Linked DNA regions of Homo sapiens: all the other regions are linked to region 1. Evidence: chromatin contacts called from ENCODE Hi-C or POLR2A ChIA-PET data. All regions are on one chromosome and are shown on one strand. The core of a region is the stretch at or near the end of the contact, and the rest is flanking DNA. Distances in the headings are between cores, read along the strand shown. Region 1 holds the start of RCC2 (regulator of chromosome condensation 2). Region 2 holds the start of EFHD2 (EF-hand domain family member D2). Region 3 holds the start of OTUD3 (OTU deubiquitinase 3). Region 4 holds the start of MICOS10-DT (MICOS10 divergent transcript).

Region 1 (2,839 bases), core at 212-2,711:
CTCAGCTCTCTTGACACACAGACTTTTGACTTTGATCAAATACCTTAGATTTGGGCCTCTTGGTTTCTCTGTCTTCCTTTACAGGACACTTGATGCTTCCCAGTCCTGTTTCTTGCACTAACAATGAATGAATGAATCACAAAAATCCTAGAACTTTATGCGTTTTCAAGAAGTTGCCTGAAGAAGGAACTTCCTTGTGCGGTACGCCTCAGGAAAAAAGAAGCAGGAGAAAAGCTTTGAGAGGAGAGCAAGTGACGGTGAGATCGTAATGGAAGTGGGGTGGAGAGGTGGAGGGTGGAGACCGGTAGGAAGCAAGCAAGGCTTTTTTCACCCGTCCCAGGACACGCGAACGAGATCAAGCCTCACTGCGGTTCACTAGGGTCTATGCAGGCCCTCGCACCCCTGCCTACCTCCTCAGAACCCAGCCTCTTGGCTCTTCTCACCCCAGCCCCACCAGACAGCTTCCCTCCCAGGAGGTGTCTCTCAAGATCTCGAAATGTGGAGCGTCCCGTTCACTCCACCTGGCCTGGAATACTTTTCCTGCCCCCTTTCATCGGGTCTTATTCATCCTTTAAGTTGTTCAGCATAACTTTCCACCTGAATGCCTTCCCTGGCCCTGGACTAGGATAAATCCCCTCGCCATAATGTTCCTACACAGGCATCACTTTGTAAAGCTTACCACTGTTGTAATTACTTGTTTACTGATCTGTCTTTCCGTTAGGCTGTGCGTTCCACTGGGGTGGAAACCTTGTTCACTGGCTCTGCAGCCCCGGGCACTGTGGGTCTTGCATGTACCGGGGGCTCAGTAAATATTTGGCAAAAAATGAAAAAGTTCCCCTCAAAGCCAGCTTCCAGTGCCTCCACGGCCCTCAAATTAATTATGAATTAATTCACTAATACAGCAAACCTTTATGTGATTCTTCCGTGTCACAGCACCTTGTTACATACTGAGGACACATCCACAGGCAAATAAAACTCAGCTTCTCTCTGCACAGGAAAAAATTATTCAAATTGTATTCATCTTTCATTCCAATCACTCAATTAGGGCACGTCCCTTGTTGGCTGCTGCGTGAGCGAAGTAACTATTTTCCAGCGAGTGTCCTCATGTGACCTGTCTAGACGTGCCCAGGAAAAACAATCCAACATCCTCCTAAGCCGCAAAGAAGTCCCTGACGCGCAGGCCGCACTGCGTGGAAGGCCCAAAGCGCGCTCGCGGGCCCGCGAAAGGCGCAGGAGCAGCGGAGCCGAGGCGGGCGGCGAGGCGCGCGGCGCGCGGCGCAGGCTCGGGTGGGCAGGGCAGGGCCAGGCCGGGCGGGGCGGGGGCGCCGGCAACGGGTCCGCCGGCCGGCAGGGGGCGCGCGCGCCCCGCGCCCCGCGCCTCCCGCCCCGCCGCGCGCTCGCTTGCCGCGCGGCCGCACATGTGTTTCTGTTTTGTGTTGTAGCATTTGTTCTGGAAGCTCGTATTTACATTTTAAGTGTATCTGGTGAGTGGGCTGGAGCCCTCGTCTGGGCCGGAAAAAAAAAAGCCCTCCGATCCGTCTTTTAGTTGCTTCTCTTCCTTTTTTCTCTCCGGTTTCTCATCACTCCAACCAGGTAGGGTCTGAAAATCGACAGTGATCAGTTTGTGGGGTCTGGGAAAGTTTTTTTTTTTTTCCTTTTTTTAAAGAGAAAAGGTTAAAAAAAAACCTGGGGGAGGGGGGCTGGGTGATTGAAGGAATAAAAAGAGGAAGGAAGGCGGATCCACGTGGTTTAATCGGAGACAGACAGAGATCCCATTGTTCAAAATCAATTAAAAAAAAAAAAAAAAGCAGACAGGGGAGAGCGCAGGGACGCCGGGGAGCTGGCGGCGGCCCTGGACACTTTGCAGTCGAATCGGAGACCGGCCGGGCCGCACGGCCGGCAAGGGGGCTGGGAGAGAGTTGGGCACCATTAAAGTTTTTATTTTTCGTGTCTGTGCGAGCAGGTGTTTGGGGCTGGGGTCCAGCTTTCTTCGGGCTCTTCCCCCGTCGCCGGGGGCAGTCCGCCGTAGGGATTCGGCTAACTAGAGCCCGAGGTCGGCACCCCTGAGCTGGGGCCGAACGGGGGTCCAGGGCTGATGCGGGGTGGGGGAGAGCGTTGCATTAAATGCCATGAGTGGGTTTGGGGGGAGACTGCGGAGACAAAAGCAGCAGGTGGGGTAGCCGGGGAGCAGGGGCTCCCTTACCACCCAGGTGCCAAGGGGGAATCCTGGAAGTGTCCCGAAGCCTTCTTTAATGAAAATCTAGGGGACTGGAGGCTGGTTTTACTTTCCCTTTACTTTTGGGGGGCGAGGTTGCAACTGTGATGCTTTGTGGGCAAACCTAACTTACGGATAGGCCGGGGGTCTCAATTCTCCCTCCAGGGGATTGCCTCTGGGGCTCCCGGCTGCCCTGCGGGATTCCCCGAAGGAGCCGCGCCGGGGCCAGGGAGGGGCGCGATTTCCTCTCCCAACTCGCCCCCTCTCCGCCCACCCTGCGGCCGCCACTTTGGGGAGGGCAGAGGAGGAAGTGGAGGCCGGGTGGCTCGTCTCCGCTCCCCTCCCCCCGCGCAGTTTATAACCCGTCCATTGTGCGCCGCTGCCCCGTGTCTCCCTCCAGCCGCGACCATGCCCAGGAAGAAGGCGGCGGCGGCGGCCTGGGAGGAGCCGAGCTCGGGCAACGGCACTGCCCGCGCCGGGCCCAGGAAACGCGGCGGCCCGGCGGGCAGGAAGCGCGAGCGGCCCGAGCGCTGCAGTAGCAGCAGCGGCGGCGGCAGCAGCGGCGACGAGGACGGCCTGGAGCTCGACGGGGCCCCCGGCGGGGGCAAGCGCGCGGCGCGGCCG
Region 2 (2,700 bases), core at 150-2,649, 2.0 Mb after region 1:
TAACAGGGCAAGTCACATAGGAAGGGGCCCCTTTTGACCAGGGTGGGTGTGGGACATGGGGGGTCCCTGTGGGGAGGGAAGGGGATATACGGAGTGGGGAGGAGAGATGGGGGGCCTTGCGACAGAAGCAGGGGAGCGGTGACTGCAAGCTGCTGGGTGCACGGGGGTGGGGCGGGCAGGAGCGGGAGGGAGGCCTTCCAAACCCGGAGGGGACTCGGCCCACAGGGACGACTGGAGTGAGGTTTACACCAGAGGGGCAACAGGGGCCGAGGGGTCCCTTCCTAAGGAGACCACTTGTGAGTGAAGGATTTGGGTCCTGGCTAATGAGTGGGTGGGGATGGAAAGGGCAAGTCTTTGCCCCCAGTTTGCTGGTAGACGCTAAGTAACTGGAGAGGAAGTTGGGGGGATCCCTGCCCAGAACCCACCTTGAGGGAGACCTGAGATCGCAGAGGAAACGAAAAGACCTTAAGGGAGGGAATGTGGTTGGCATGTGGTGTCGAGGGGCACTGGGGTGGGTATCTTTGGCCAGCGTGTGTTGGGGTGGGGGTGGGGAACGCGAGTAGCTGGGATCGGGGAAGGAAGGCCGCTGGGTCCTCAGCCTCGGTGTGTGCGGTGTGGGGTGGTGGAGAAGCCCCACTAACAGCGCGGAGGGCCCGGGACCCACACGTGTGGTGGTGGGGGTGGGGCTCGCGGGGCCTGGCGATTATCTGGAAGGAAGCCTGGGGTCCCCCACTCTGTGGACGCGTCTATGGTGTACCGGAGGCAGCACAAATACGAGTCTCCGCCGCGTGCCAGGGGCCGGGGGTCCCCCAGACTAACGTGCGCGGTGAGATGCCGGGTCTCGATCTGGAAGGGGCCGCCGGGTCCCCAACCCCGGTGCGTCTGGGTTCGGGGAAGCTTGGCTGACGGCAGGCTCCCGGGGCGGAGCGGGATCCGGGGATCGGGGGGTTCGGGGCCCGAGACCGGGTCGCGGGGCGGGCGGGGGGCCGGGTCGCGCGGGCACTTACTGCTTGAACATCTTCTCCATGTCCTTGATCTGCTTCCTGGAGAACTCCTTGAACTCGGTGTAGGGGTTGAAGACGCGGCGGCTGGGCGACTGGGGCTCGCCGATGCCCTGGTTGAGGTCTGCGCGCCGCAGCAGCTTGGCGCTCAGCTCGCAGTCCGCGCTGCCCAGCGCCTCGGCCGCCTCGTCGGGTGCCCCCGCCGCCGCCGCCGCTGCCCCGTTCAGCCCGGGCTGCTCCGGGGTCTCGCCGCCGCCCTCGCCCTCCATCTGCAGCCGCCGGCTCAGCTTGGTGGCCAGCTCGTCCGTGGCCATGGTGGCCCGCGCGGCACTCGCCTTGGCCGGGCCCCTGCTCTCAGCGCAGCGCCGCCGGCCGCGCTCTTCCTCTTCCTGACACTCCCCGGGCCAGGCACCGCCCCCGAAGGTGGGACTTGGGCCCTGGCGGGGACCGCGCGCCCCGCCCCCGCCCCCGGGCCCGCGCGGCGTGCGCGTGATCGCTCCCGGCCGCCGGGGGTCGAGTGTACTCTGCGCGCCCCGCCCGCCGTCGTCTGCCCCCCGCGAGGCTGGGGAGCGCGGCCGAAAGCCATGCCCCTCTTCGTGCCCACTGTAGCAGCTGAGCGGGAGGGGTCCTGCTGGGGGCCGGGGCCGGGCGGGAAAGAAGAGGGCTCCTCCCCCGCGGCTTGGGTGAGGAGCGGGGCTTGCCGGGGGGCGGGGAAGCGAGGGGGGGCGCCGCCCCACCCCCTTCTCCGGAATCCCCACGCCGTGAAGTCATAATCCTGTGTCTGTGACACCCTGTCGGTTGCTATGGAAACGACTCGCTGTTAAACACTGGCGTTCTCAATGAGGGTTGCAGGGGTTCCGAGGCGGACCTGGGGAGCAGAAACCCCTGTTTAGGGTGAACCGTGGCGGGCGCCGATGGCCTCTTGGAAGAGGACAGACTAGCAGCTGCGAGGGAGATGGGACTGGGTTTCACCCCTGAAAGGGCCCCTGGAGACAGCGGGTGAGGGACAGGGGAAGGGGCTGGTGGTCCTCTCTCCCGAGGCCCCGCACCATCACACGGATGACTTGGCACAATAGCTGCTGGGCCAGTGTTGTCGCCTGTGACTGTACTTTAGGGAAACTGACAGGGAGATCATGATGTCGCCATTTTGATGGGGTCCCCAGAGGAGAGATGTCCTCCCCAACGGCTCCTGGACAGGACTGGGGAAAGAGTTCAGATAAGTATCTCTGTGGTCTGGGCTGTCACCTTACAACTGCACAACTCTGGACCTCCAGCATCAGAACCACTGGGGCCTAGGTTAATAATACAGATTTTCAGGCTCCAATTTGGACAGACGAAACTGATCTCTGGGGTGGGACCCAGGAATCTACGTGTAAACAAGCACCCAGGGGAGTTCTGCTCACTGAAATTTGAGAATCCCTGATTTAGAAGGAGGACTATGCTCTGTGCATGTTCTCTGAAATGTTGGGTCAATCAGGACCTGTCTACTGAAACTGCTCCAACCAGCCAAGGTGCAGAGAAAAGATGCGTGCAGGGCCGAAAACCAGGGTGCTCTGGAGGCAGGGAGCCCTCGAGAATGTAAAGCCAGCAAGCTGTTACAGAGTGATTTGCACAGAACAGACACTCAGTTGATATTTGTCAATTTGCTGTGTTTAAGAACCTTGCTGAATTAATTTAAAAGGTATTTTTAAAAGAATGA
Region 3 (2,700 bases), core at 41-2,540, 2.4 Mb before region 1:
ACACAGCAAAATCACCGTCTCTACAAAATAACAATAATAATGAACTAAGGCAATTCCTTATGGTCTTTAATTTCATTTTAGTCTTCCCTCTGCAGGATCTGAGCACTCAAATACGGGGAGGAAAAAAACAAAAGCCAGGCTGTTATTAACACTCTCTCTTCCAAAGTGACACAGCTGACAACCAGACCCCTTTTTACCTGCCCCTGCAATGGGGATCCTAACTGTTCTCCCCTCTTCCTGACCCTTTTCCTTCTTCCATCCATGTTCCTGGAGCCATATCCCCTTTCTTGAAGCTAATTTTCTTCCTCCTCCCCACTCTCCCCCTCCGCGTTCCCTAAAGAAAGCTGGACCTGGATCCAGTCTAAGTCCCAAGAAAGCTTGGGGAAGCACCTTTGCTTACAGAGAAACTGAGGCCCATGGAAGGAAGAATTAGAGAAGCTGCCTTCAGCTCAGTAAACAGGCGACCTAATTTCACAAATGTAAATGGGGGCACCACCCAAAAACCAAGGACTCAAAGGAGGCAAAGCGTTCTACCAAGTGGGGCTTACTCAAACTCCTTCAACTGGTCTTATCGTCATGATAACTGTTTTTCCAATGCCTGGCTCCATCTCATTCCTTCAGAACTCAGCTTAAATGTCACCTTTGAGAGAGCCCTTCCTGGCCACAATCCAGTGGCCCTGCTCCCATATACGGTCTCAGCACCCACTTTCTATTTCGCTCGCGGCGTCTGCCATGATTAGGACCCTTTGGGATCCCCGCGAGCGTCTCGGGGCGAGGGGCTTGTCCGCCTCACTCGCAGCTGGACGCCCTGCACTCGGAGCGTGGCTGGCTCGCGGGAGGCGCCCGGGCCGCCCGAATGAATGGATGGATGGACGCGAGCGGGCAACGGTCGCCAGGCCGAGCCCGGCGCGTCCCCCGGCGCCGCCTCCCTCGCTCCCGGCCCGCCTCACCCGTCCCCCGGCACCTCCCGCAGCTTCAGCCCCAGGGCCTGCAGCTGGTTGGCGAAGCTGACGAACTCCTCCTCGCAGCCGCCGCCGCCGCCAGACTCCGGCCGATTCCGCCGCTCCTTGGCCAGGGCCCGGCGCGCCGCCCGCTCGTCCCGCTTGCGCTCGGCCTCGGCTTTCCGGCTGCCGCTGCCCGGCCGGCTCTTCGCCGCCTGCTTTCGGGACATGGCCTTAGCCTGCAGTCCCCAGCGGCAGGAGGGAAAGGCGCAGGACCCCCCAGCGTCCGCCTCAAGCGTTGGGAAGGTAAAACAGCGCGGGCAACGGAGCCCGGCGACGACTACGCAGCAACCGCGCCTGCGCCGGCGCCCAGCACCCCGGTCACATGATGGAATCCCCGCCTCTTTTGCGGGGCTCGGCGAGCAGACGCCATAGAGAGCTGGAGGGGCACCCATCTTGGTTTGTTCTATTCCGCCCTCTAGTGGTGGATGGTACTCAACGTGAGTGGCAGGAGCGACCGGAGAGGGACCAGAGAGAACAAAGCAGGAACAAGTCAAGCAGAGAAATTAAAGATGATAGAAGAGTGGAACACAGAGCAGCGGCAAAAGTTAGGACCGGAGATGAATAAAAACGATTTAAACTCTTGCTGCGAGCCTACTACAGTTGGATAGGCACTTTCACACGGCTCATTCTTGTTTAATTATCCCCAAATTACAGGAAACTGAATCTGAGTGGTTAAATAATTTCAAGATCACACAGCTAAAAGGCAGAGCTTTGCCCTGGCTCCAAAGCCCGCATACTTGTTTATTTAATCCTGCCCTTCATCTCTCCGCCTTCCTTCGTAACTCAAGGGAGAGGTCGCCCTTCTGTCCAAGACCACTGGAAATCCTAATTCCATCCTAGAGCGACCCACCTAGGTTTGCCTGGACTAGAGGTTTTCTTGGGATGCAGGACTTTCCGTTTTAAAACTGAGACAGACCAGGCTGGGCGTGATGGCTCACACCTGTAATCCCAGCACTTTGGGAGGCCGAGGCGGGCTGACCACAAAGTCAGGAGATGGAGACCATCCTGGCTAACACTGTGAAACCCCGTCTCTACTAAAAATACAAAAATTAGCCGGGCGTGGTGGCGGGCGCCTGTAGTCCCAGCTACTCGGGAGGCTGAGGCAGGAGAATGGCATGAACCCGGGAAGCGGAGCTTGCAGTGAGCCGAGATTGCACCACTGCACTCCAGCCTGGGGGACAGAGCGAGACTCCATCTCAAAAAACAAACAAACAAAAAAACAAAAACAAAAACTGAGGCCAGGTGCAGTGGCCCACGCCTGTAATCCCAACACTTTGGGAAGCCGAGGCCAGGGGATCGCCTGAGGTCAGGAGTTCGAGACCAGCCTGGCCAGCTGGCCAAGATGGTGAAACCCCATCTATATTGCGTGAGGCTGAGGTTTGGAGTACAAATGAATCTGTCACCCAGGTAGTGAGCAAAGTACACAATACACAATAGGTAGTTTTTCAACCCTTTCCCCCAACTGCCTCCCGACTCTTGTATTCCCCAGAGTCTATTGTTCCCATCTTTGTGTCCATGTGTATCCAATGTTTAGCTCCCACTTATAAGAACGTGCAGTATTTGGTTTTCTGTTTCTGCCTTAGTTCACTTAGGATAATGGTTTCCAGCTGTATCCATGTTGCTGTTCTCCCCTCTTCCTGGACATGATTTTGTTCTTTTTTATGGCTGCATAGTATTCCATGGTGTATATATACCA
Region 4 (2,700 bases), core at 34-2,533, 2.2 Mb before region 1:
TTAGGGGCTGGGGATGGGGCAGTGACTAAACCAGAAAACATCCCTGCTCTCATGGAGCTTACAATCTTATTCCTCAATGTTTTCATTCAAAGACACAATCCTAAATCCTCTTAAATACCCTAAGATTACCACACAAAAATATCACATTTGGGTAACAAAAATTAGCATCGAAGAAGGAACATGGGACTTGACCCCAGAAAAGCTGGGTAAAATCCCTAATTTTGCCATTTGTTAGCTGTGACCGTGGGCAAATTCCTTCACCTGACTCTCCATTTCACGGCCTGTAAAAAGATTATTTCGCACAATGAAGACAATATACGCTCAATAAACGAGTTTCCTTTCTCCTCCCCACCATACAGTGACTTCATAATTTGTGCCGTCACTGAGCACGTGTTAAAGGACTACGCAGAAAAACTTAACGTGAACAACTTCTTACTTTCCAGCGCAATTCTCATTCCAGATCATCACCCCTCTAAGTTCAGGCCCCAGACTACTCTGATTCAAATAAATCAGGTGGCAAGTCGGGAATGACAGCAACTCGCATCAGGGCCTGGCGGTGTCTATGAAATGCTCCAGGTGACCTTCTCCAGAAGGCACTTTGGTTTCCGCCGGGGAGCAGCGTGGCCTCCTGAGCCGGTTCCCCGCCGCGTGCCGGGGAATGCACCACCCGGGAGGAGAACCCCGCGGCTCCGGCACGAGGGTGTGCCCCGACACTGTCTTCCACTCAAGAGCTCTGCGACTCTCCTGCCACCTGCCAACCCCGACCACCTCCTCCGGGCTGCAACTCCACCCCGCACCCGGGCTGCTGCTCCGGCTCCTCGGGTCTGTGCCCGCCGCCCGAGTGACCTCCCGCCGGGGCCCGGGCGGCTCGCCCTGGCCGGAGGGGCCGGAAAAGGCCGAGAGGCCTGACCTCCCGTGGGGCTTCCCTTCCTTCCTCCTGGGCAGCGCAGCCTGGAGCCAGCAGCTCTGCACCGGCCGGGCCTGCTGGGGCGAAAAGCCCCTTACCTATCTTCACGACCGCATCCGCCAGACACCGGTCCCACTTCCTGCCGAGCTCCGACTCAGACATGTTCCCCACCCGCGCCTCCAGCTTTCCTCTCGGCCGGCCCCCGCGCTCCGACCCCTGAAAGTCTCGCGAGAGCTGGAAACAAGTCCCAGGTCAGGAAGGCAGGCGCAGACGCTCCAGATATCGCGAGATGATCCGCTGCTTCCATCCCTTCCGGTTTTTTCAGTTGGTCGTCAAGGTGACGAGTTGTCTGGAGGCTCGAGGTGACCCTGACCTTGGGGCTGCGCCTATGGGTTTGCGAGGCTGACAGTTTCCTAGGCGTCACCCCAAGCCGTGACCAGGCCTTTCCTCCTCACCAAAGTGCGACATTGGCCCTGGAAATCCCCCGGGCAAGAGAGGGTACAGACTTGATTTATTCATTCATTAACGTACTCACCTTCACTTTCCCTACTCACTCTCTCATTCGTTCACTGGTTTCTTGCATTGGAATTCCCGCCTGAACCACTAACACCGAAACTGCTCTGGGAAAGATTACCTACCGCCAAATCAAATGGACTCTTTTCTGACCTCTGTACCGCATTCCACACAATTTTCCCTCCCTCTGATCCTCCCTGGCTCCTCTATTCGTTTCACTCCCGGTAACGCCACTCTTTCCTCTTCTCCCCATCTGCTGTTGTCTGTTGGTTTCCTCCAGGGCTGCCTTTTCTCTGCCAGCTGTTTAAGGACTGTTGGTTCGCAAGCTTCCATCAATTCTCTTTTCACTGTACAGACTCTCCCTGAGTAATTGCAAACACTGCCAAATTATATCTCCAGGTAAAACGTCTACCTCAGGCCTCCTATCCATGTATATATTTACACACCCACCCACACACACACACACATACACATACATACACAGGGTGCCCTCTGTATCTGTGGGTTTTGCATCCATGGATTTAACCAACCATGGACCAGAAACATTTTTGAATCAAATAAAAAATAATGCAAAATTTAAAATACAGTACAACTATTTACCTAGGATTTACATTGTATTAGGTATTATAAGTAACCTAGAGATGATTTAAAGTATATGGGAGCCAGCGCAGTGGCATGCGACCGTAGTCCCAGCTACTTGGGAGGCTGAGATGGGAGGATTGCTTGAGACTAGGAGTTCGACTTCATCTCTTTAAAAAAAAATAAGTAATTTTAAAAAAGGATATGTAAGCATGTGTGTAGGTTGTATGCAAATACCACGCCATTTTATATATGGGACTTGAGCATCCTGCATTTTGGTAACTGCGAGATCCTGAAACCAAATGCCCACAGCTATCAAGAGAGATTGTATATCCAGCCTACTGGCTAGTGTCATTGATTTTAGTCTTCCATCCTACCAACAAATAGAAATCTGACCACGTTATGCCTCTGATTAGAAGCTGTCAATGAAGGCCGAGAGCAGTGGCTCACACCTGTAATCCCAACACTCTGGGAGGCTGAGGCGGGAGGATTGTTTGAGGCCAGTAGTTCAAGACCAGCCTAGGCAGCATAGTGAGACTCCTGTCTCTACAAAAAATTTAAAAAATTAGCCAGGCTAATGTGATGTGTGCCTTTAGTCCCAGCTACTTAGGAGGCTGAGGTAGGAGGATCACTTGAGCCTGGGAAGTGGAGGCTACACTGAGCCATGTTCATGCCACTGCACTCCAGCCTGGGCATCAGAG

What was found. A loop is a pair of places that touch in the nucleus more often than their neighbours do. ChIA-PET counts read pairs that join two places held with the same protein, here RNA polymerase II (POLR2A). Pooled maps may share reads with other maps.
Region 2: a loop to region 1 is called in a pooled map, with 13 times the contacts of the local background. The contact joins the promoter of EFHD2 here to the promoter of RCC2 in region 1. A Hi-C loop is called at or near these places in 2 of 37 single-sample maps with no recorded cell type and 8 of 50 pooled maps.
Region 3: a loop to region 1 is called in a pooled map, with 14 times the contacts of the local background. The contact joins the promoter of OTUD3 here to the promoter of RCC2 in region 1. A Hi-C loop is called at or near these places in 5 of 50 pooled maps.
Region 4: a loop to region 1 is called in a pooled map, with 17 times the contacts of the local background. The contact joins the promoter of MICOS10-DT here to the promoter of RCC2 in region 1. A Hi-C loop is called at or near these places in 9 of 50 pooled maps. POLR2A ChIA-PET finds 5 or more read pairs at or near these places in 2 of 52 experiments (CD4-positive, alpha-beta T cell and activated T-cell).

The regions. Positions count from the first base shown.
Region 1 is chr1:17,438,299-17,441,137 of GRCh38, reverse strand. It overlaps RCC2 (regulator of chromosome condensation 2), which reads left to right and starts at 1,461. Exons shown (of 13, transcript NM_018715.4): 1 at 1,461-1,593; 2 at 2,616-2,839. The coding sequence starts at 2,624. It overlaps LOC124903862 (a long non-coding RNA gene), which reads left to right. Exons shown (of 2, transcript XR_007065508.1): 2 at 85-1,002. RefSeq lists silencers at 1,222-1,361, 2,681-2,780.
Region 2 is chr1:15,408,587-15,411,286 of GRCh38, reverse strand. It overlaps EFHD2 (EF-hand domain family member D2), which reads right to left and starts at 1,399. Exons shown (of 4, transcript NM_024329.6): 1 at 1,008-1,399. The coding sequence starts at 1,315. All of the region lies in intron 1 of EFHD2-AS1 (EFHD2 antisense RNA 1), which reads left to right. RefSeq lists an enhancer at 777-1,639 and a silencer at 1,152-1,751.
Region 3 is chr1:19,880,985-19,883,684 of GRCh38, reverse strand. It overlaps OTUD3 (OTU deubiquitinase 3), which reads right to left and starts at 1,290. Exons shown (of 8, transcript NM_015207.2): 1 at 951-1,290. The coding sequence starts at 1,171. The region is part of intron 1 of LOC105376823 (a long non-coding RNA gene); the gene reads left to right. RefSeq lists a silencer at 747-1,086 and an enhancer at 1,457-1,506.
Region 4 is chr1:19,595,415-19,598,114 of GRCh38, reverse strand. MICOS10-DT (MICOS10 divergent transcript) reads left to right here and starts at 1,283. Exons shown (of 2, transcript NR_135054.1): 1 at 1,283-1,405. It overlaps MICOS10-NBL1 (MICOS10-NBL1 readthrough), which reads right to left and starts at 1,136. Exons shown (of 4, transcript NM_001204089.2): 1 at 1,006-1,136. It overlaps MICOS10 (mitochondrial contact site and cristae organizing system subunit 10), which reads right to left and starts at 1,136. Exons shown (of 4, transcript NM_001032363.4): 1 at 1,006-1,136. The coding sequence starts at 1,069. RefSeq lists a silencer at 714-923 and an enhancer at 1,044-1,343.